Regions from separate parts of the Mus musculus genome. Here all the other regions are linked to region 1. A link is a loop called in an ENCODE intact Hi-C map of the cell type or tissue named here. Cell type or tissue: left cerebral cortex. All regions are shown on one strand. Region 1 has its middle 16 kb from the start of Otor. Region 2 overlaps Kif16b (kinesin family member 16B). Region 3 has its middle 65 kb from the start of Kif16bos.

What was found. A loop is a pair of places that touch in the nucleus more often than their neighbours do. Peaks named below come from ENCODE experiments on the same cell type or tissue, not always from the same donor. Only the 100,000 strongest peaks of a DNase experiment are listed, where the experiment ranks them.
Region 2: it touches region 1 in a loop (7-fold over the local background); 22 of 42 quality-filtered maps call a loop at or near these places.
Region 3: a loop joins it to region 1, with 4 times the contacts of the local background. A loop is called at or near these places in 8 of 42 quality-filtered maps.

What each region holds. Positions count from the first base shown.
Region 1 is chr2:143,092,786-143,095,285 of GRCm38, forward strand. No RefSeq gene overlaps it. Among named protein-coding and RNA genes, the nearest start is that of Otor, 16 kb to the left of the region's middle. In left cerebral cortex, a CTCF peak has its summit at 1,155 (motif pointing left); DNase peaks (open chromatin) are centred at 1,161, 1,675, 2,202 and 2,499; H3K4me3 peaks cover 379 bases; H3K27ac peaks cover 1,272 bases.
Region 2 is chr2:142,858,667-142,861,166 of GRCm38, forward strand. All of the region lies in intron 3 of Kif16b (kinesin family member 16B), which reads right to left. Among named protein-coding and RNA genes, the nearest start is that of Kif16b, 42 kb to the right of the region's middle. In left cerebral cortex, a CTCF peak has its summit at 1,107 (motif pointing right); a DNase peak (open chromatin) is centred at 1,092.
Region 3 is chr2:142,966,343-142,968,842 of GRCm38, forward strand. No RefSeq gene overlaps it. Among named protein-coding and RNA genes, the nearest start is that of Kif16bos, 65 kb to the left of the region's middle. In left cerebral cortex, a CTCF peak has its summit at 1,127 (motif pointing left); a DNase peak (open chromatin) is centred at 1,109.

The sequences.
Region 1 (2,500 bases):
GCTGTTTGGACAATAGACAGAAGAGGCATCAGTTGGACCTGCTGGGATGCAGCAGTAGATGTTTACCAATCCTGTAGAAAAATGCCACAGGAATTATGGGCCACTATGAAAGGATGGACTTACAAATCTCAGTGCCACATACAGCAGCTAGGGTGATGACCAGAATCAACATGCGTGAGCACTGATGATACACTGATGTATTGGGTTAGCTTGCTCAGAAGTAGACCCAAAGGTGGAGACTTATGCTTAGTGATTTATCAAAGAATAGCTCTCAGGGGAAGTGGATAGTATGGAGCAGAAGGACAGGAAAAGGAAGGAACTCAGCCAGAATGCCACCTCAGGTAAAGTCTTGGTGGCTGGCTCTGGCCTGACCCCAGAGAGGACTTGAGCTATGCTCCTGTATGCTAAATCACCACAGAGCCACTCATCTCCAAGGCAAGGAAGCTAGGCTGTCTCTGTATACTCTTTGGCATATTCTTTGGTATGGTCTGAACAAATTTCCTGATTTCATGTATTGGAAACTTAATGCACACGATCTTATGGTAAGGATAGTTACGATGTTTGCATTTGAGAGATCATGGAGCTGTGAGGGCTTAGCTCATTAATGGATTGGCTCAGGAGTGGCTTTGTTGAGGAAGCAGACTCTGCAGCAAGTGCTTATTCTGTTTTGCCTCATCCCCTTTTACCAAGTCACTACAGGGCAAGAAAAGTCTTCACCAGACAACATGAACGTTCTACCTTTGAAACAGTGAGCTAAGTAACTGTTCTTCATAAAGAACCCAACCTCTAGTATTGTGTTACGGTGATAGACAAGTCATTGGCTAAGGATTTTAGTAGGTAAGCATCATTACCACGAAGTTCTGCAGTTTGGCAAAGATGGTTCCAGTAGGTTGTGATTGCTAGAGATTGGAAACAAACAGTAGAACCCCAGAAGCTCATAAATAGAGGCGTCTGCCCACCACACTGACCTCATCTGCTGCAGCTGCCTTCGCAAGGGGCCAACTTTCACTTTGTTTGTCCTCACCCTCACAGGATCTCAGAATATTCAGGAAGTCCTGTTGCACCCCCTGGAGCTTCTGCAGCTAATCTAGCCTAGGATTCTCTCAGTGATGTACTTCTGTACACCGTGAAACTTTACGATAGGGCTAGGGTGACCTCCAGTGGTTGGTCTGGATCCAGCACACAGGGCTACATTTCCAAAGGAAACCAGGTACGGTTGTCATGGAAGCATCCAGACTAGTTACTCATGGAGCCTCCATTTCGTCTCTTCCCATCAAGGCATGATATTTAAATCTGCCTGACACCTGGCACAGATAAGAGGTATTAATATGCCTTTGCTGCAGACCTTAAAAATAAATTTGACAGATTTGAAAATCCGCATGTTAGGGGAAAGCGGATGGTTCTCTTTCAAACCCATCTTGCCTGTTTCCTTTTGATATGGAGCCCTGCAGAGTTTATAATTTGTTTGAGTTGGTTTAATTCATTTCTAGAAAGCAGCAATAACACCTTGCGCTCAGAGTGGTAGCTTGTCTGGAGAACAATTAACACGGCTCCTGGTGTCTTGGATGGCTCTGCGGGGTGGCTCCAAAAGACAACATTTGTCATTTGAGCCATAAAGCAGGGGTGGGAGGCTGAGATCTGAAGCCAGATGACCAGCTTTGTGACGGTCTGTAAGCGTGCTCATGACATTCTGCTGGAATATGGCTAGTGAAAACCATCCCTTTATTTTCTACTTCAGGGAACAACATAGTTCTTAACCAAAAGTTATTCTGACTCATTACGGCCAGTAGCATTTGGAAACTTTCAGGCGTGGCTGGAGGAGACTACTAACATTCAGGAGCAAGAGCCAGGGATGCTGCTAAACCTCTATGGTTGATGGTGCTAAAGACAGCACCCCATCAGTGGGTACTCTGAACCCCTGTGTGAGCAGCACCGAGTTGAAAGTAACCTACACTAAAAGGTGACATGAATAATCAGTTGGTGAATTTGGAAAGAATGACAAATACCAGGCAGGCCTAACCAATTATCCAGGTAGGTATGTTTTGTAAGTCCTTTTTTTTTTGTAACGAGTCATTAGGTAGAGCCAAAACATGAAAAATAGGATTCTGCAGATTCACTGTCGCACGCTTATCATATACACAGCTTGCAACCCAGACAGAACTGCCACCTGCCATCAGCAACATATGGAAGAGCACCCACGAACCCTTTTCTCTATTGTTCCCAACACCTCACCCCTTGCTGCTTTTCTCCTGGTTTGACATCTCTCCCAGAGCCATCTCTAACACATCAGCTCCACGGGGGCTCCGGGCTGGTGAAGTACTGACACATGATGGGGTCAAAAGGGTTCCTTGCATTTCTTCTGGAATCTATTTCCCATCTCCTCCAAGAGATAGCCTAATTGCCTTTCAAACAGCTATCATGCCCTCTTTGCTTTACGACTTCTTCCTGAAGATGATTACAATGTCTTCTTACTTTTCAAATAAAAATAGCACTTCCTTGC
Region 2 (2,500 bases), 230 kb before region 1:
AATAGACTTGGGCTTCCTTCCTTTTATTTGGTTTGCACTTCCTTCAGATTCTATATAAAACATTACTAAATGTAATTTCAACTGAAATTCTACCAAAAATGGCTACAGCCACTCATTCTCAGTTAATTTTTAGCCATTTCAGCTTCAGGCACTATTATTTTCTAATCTCATCGTCAAAGTCTAATGACTTATGCAATACCCAGCCATGGCATCTCACATTTACTGGGCACTGTCACAGGGTCATGTATTAATTCAAAGGAGAGAGGGTTCATGAACCCTCAGATGAGGAAGCTGAGAGGGAAGGTCAGGACTCAGGCCCTGCAATGAGTGGCAGAGCTGGAGCTGTACTCTCATCACAGGGCTTTAACGACATCCTCTACAATCACAAACCCTGGTGCTGGCTGGGAGGATGCATTCCCAAACTCCAGGGAACTCAGGGATCCAGACGACACGCTTAGGTCTCCTCTCCCCACTCCATATGAACTGTAAGTAAAAATCCTACTTCTCCAAATCTCTCAGGTTGGAGCAGAAACAAAAAATTTTCCACAGAAATTTCAGAGAATAAAGAAGGGGCATTTCTCATAGCCCAGATGAAGGTAAAATAAGGCATGTTAAACAGTTAACCCAATCTGAAATGATTCCACAATTAAAATCCTCCCAAGAGTTAAAATCCATGCTTCGTGGGTGATTACTTTGTTAGCAAGTAGAAAGATCACCTAGGTGGCCTTCTGACAGACTCAAGAGCCCCAGCAGGCACAATGCTAGGACAGACCTAGGAAAGGTAGATCTGGAGGTGACACTAGAACTAGAGCAGCCTCAGCACCAAGCAAGCCATCCACCATGGCCACACCGAGGTACAGAAACAGGCACAGTCCTCTCCAGAGGCCACCCTGCCACACTCCCACCACAGACGGACTCAGCATCCGCTACTGTACCAAGCAGGACAGATTCAAGAGACTGGTGAGTCCATTAGCACCAAACCCTGGCCAAGCCCCTCACAGTTAGCTCTATATGCTTTGCCATGTGTGCAAACACTTTCAAGCTGATTTCAAGAGTGATCCAAGATATCCCGGGGCCTTACTAGCAAAAAATCAACCACAAGAGGGCACTGCTGAAACAAAGACACTGCCATCTAGCTGGACAACTGGGAAGCTATTGGATTCCAGTTTCTCCAAGGTAGAATTAAAGAAGCAGGTAGGATGAGCTCAAAGCCTCCCTTTGGAATACTGAAGAACCATTTAAAAAATTAAGACCTTATTCAATGCTCTTTAATTTATAAGACCGTGGGTTTAAATTGCTCATTGGTTATTTTCCCTAATTCTAAAACAATTGTTTGCTTTTCAGACTTAAAGGAAACTTTATAGTTGTGGATATATTTTCTCTATTTTACAGACAACTGATTAAAACAGAAGAGGGGAGCGAGAAGGCCAGCTAGCGCTGTTCTGGTTCATGGTGCTCGGCTACACTCTCACTCATTACCACCAACCTGAAAAGCTGAGTAGACACTTGGTACTGAAGCCTTCTGGTGAGTGCTACAAAAGGGATGAGGGAATATCTCAATATTTTAATAATTGTTTCTCTGCATCTATGTTGGCTTAGATGCATGGCTTAGTGTGTTTCGCTTAGAAATTCCTCAGAACAATCCCAGATTCTTCTCTCTAAGGATCCCTGAAATACCAACAAGATATTCTGCGAAACCACCTAAAGTATAGCTCGGAAAGCTTTGCACAACCTAGAGCTACCTTGAAACTCTTGACACTGGCTTCTAACTTGCAGAGAGAAGGGCTACATTTGTTCTTCCTTCCATCATCTTGATTATTGTGCATCTCAGAAAGTATCACCTGCTCCCATAACCATCTATAAATTGGGTCATTTGGTCAGCAAACATTTCCCAGCCAGGTCCTATGGTCACACAATACTCTCCATCCCTCTGCACAGCCCTCTGTCCCAAAGGACTTCAAATTCAAGAAAAACAAGAAAATCCAACAGATCATTAAGTAGGTTAAAAATGAAGATCCAAGGCTTTTCATTCATCCTGTGCTTGGAGACATGCTGAAGATCACTACAATAAATTGTTTTTCCCCTTAAAATTCCCTACCTCGTGTCACTTACCTCTCATGTGTGTAACAGAGCATCAGTCTGGGCTCCACATCCATAGCCTTCTATGCCAGCCTCTCCTGTCAGTGTAGACAGATCAGCCACCGGGACCCAACCTCATCCTTACCCTTTCACCTCTCCTCTCCTTTGATGCTGTGACAGGAGGCTGCCCTCTCTTCACACCTGGCAGCTTGAATGAATAATTCCTTTTTTTCCCCACACAAAAGCTTGCCCGTGGTGGTTTTTCCACCTCCTCTCACATTAGTACCATGGACTCAGCTCTGGCACTACTGAAACGCAATCTGCCTTCGAACCTGAGCAAGTTACTAAAGCTCATCAAGGTTTTTCCGAGGATTTAACACGACACAGTACCAAGCATGTCTGACTCAAGGGAAACTCGAAT
Region 3 (2,500 bases), 130 kb before region 1:
CCAAACTCCATAATGCCACTCAAGTCATTTTTCTTCCTTCCCTACATTGTGATGACCCTTTATCATTCTCTATTCTTATAATTAGCACTTCGAATCTTCCATCTTTTTTCTTTAGCATCCTTTGGGTGAGAATACTTTCATTTTCCATTCTTAATCAACATTCCATTGCATGCAGAGTAGCTTTTCTATTCACCAAATGGGAGACTTCTGAGTTGCTTATTTTAGGCACCTATGAACTAAGTAGGTATAAACATTCATGTAATGTTCAATATGTGGCAATACGTTTTTGTTTTTCTTAGATAATTGCCTAGAAGTGGGAAGTCTGTACCAGGTTGTAACTATGTATTTAACTTTATAATAAATGGTAAAGCTGTTCCAAAGGGCTGAATCTTTGTGCATTCTTTCCTGTGGTGTGTGATAATTTCAGTCGCTCCTCATCCATCTCTGCATTTGGCATCATTAGTTTCTTTATGCAGTCATGACAAAAGGCATTTAGTGATTTGGTACCTCTTGGTGATCATGGGCTTTAGTATATCTGTAAAGTAAACGTGCCTATGAGCTATCCACATTGAAAAGATTGCTGTGCAAATTCAATGAATTAATATATGTCAAGGACCTATGTGTTTGTTATCATCGCTACTATCTTTCTGAAGCCTGTCACCCTTCTGAGCTACTTGATGCTCACATTTTCTGGGAAACAAAGCTGAGAGGTCAGCCCATATACTCCAGGCTGAAAACCTTGAAACCTATTTTACATCTTCAGTCTCCTCAAATCATTGCACCGCAGTTATTTTTAGAAGCTATTCCATATATAATGCAATGCCCGTTCTGACTGTGCCAAAGTTCAATTTTAAAGACAGCATTTGAACTTCCGTGATTAAAGGAAGTTTTGAATTGTTATTGGATAGAGTCTCGTCTCCATCAGACAATATGCTTTTAATAGGAACACAGCTTGTGATTTATGCTATCTGGCTTTGATCTGCAGTGAAAGCTGCATTGTCAACATTAAGATGAAATTACCCTGCAATCACAAACATACAGCTCAAACTCAGCAGCACAAAAATACTTCATTTATCCTGCGCTGTGCATCTCAAGCACAAACATACACCCCCCGCGCCCTCTAGTGGCACATTTCAAAAGCTGCCTCAAGTATCACTTGAGGCCCAATTGCTACAGAAATCCAGGGAAACAAATAGCTTACACAGGAGTTGGGAGAGACATAATACTTGCTTACTATTGATTGAACAAAAAAGAGTTTGCATTTTGTTTATATAAAGTGATACTTCTGCCAAAGTATCAGTATCAGGAACATAGCCGTAGAACTTCTGTGAATTACCCTTTTTTGGCACTTTATTATTTATCAAAACAAAACAAAACAAAACAAAACAAAACAAAAAACAAACAAAAGTCTATAAGCCCTGGCAGTGATGGGTTTTGATTCAAGATGGCCTCTTGGAAGCATGAATTTCCTCTCCTCTCCTCTCCTCTCCTCTCCTCTCCTCTCCTCTCCTCTCCTCTCCTCTCCTCTCCTCTCCTCTCCTCTTCTCTCTTGCTCTTTAAGTGTTTGGAAGTTGTGGGAATGGCACTAACTGCATGCAGCAGGCGAAGAGTCCCCCTGAACTCTATCTGCCTGGCTCCTCATAGAGTGATCTCACTTGAATAGAGAGTCTTTACAGCTGAAATTGTTGAGGCCATGCTGGATGAGGTGAGCCATTGGTCCCATAGTGAGTGATGCCATTATAGATGAGTCCTGGACACAGGAGCAGAAGGTAGGGAAGCAGTCAGTGACTGACAACAGAGGCAGACCGGGGTGACACCTTTACAAAGGGCTGCTGTGCAGTATCTTCCCCTGGAGAGGTGTCTGGAATATGCACTCGCTCTCCAGAATAAACAAGCTCAGATAATGCCTTTATGTTTAGACTTCTGGCTTCTTGAACTGTGAAAGAAATGACTTTTGCTGTTTTGAACTTTAACTTTGTGAGTCATTTGTTCCAGTAACCTAGGAGTGAGCATACTCACTCCAATGCATAAGAACAATGGCTGTTCATGATTACAATTCTTTTGTTTAAGTTTATCCATAGTCCCCACAACAGCACTGAGATAGTTACTATTATCATATCCATTTTACAGGTAAGCAAAGCTGTTCCAGGAAAATTAAGTCACCCACTTAAAGGAGTGATTGGTACTTGTTTCTTAGATGTGCTTGTCATGCATGTATTCTAAGGTACCATCTATCTTAGTTTGGGTTTTATTGCTATGAGGAGACACCATGACCACGGCAACTCTTAGAAATAAAAATATTTAATTGGGGCTGGCTTACAATTTCAGAGGTTAATCCATTATCATCATGGTAGGAAGCATGGTAGCATCCATATAGCTATGGTGTTGGAGAAAGAGCTAAGAGTTCTACATCTTGATACAGCAGAAGGAACTGTGTGCCACACTGGGCATGATTTGAGCACAGAAGACCCACACTTCAATGACATACTTACTCCAGCAA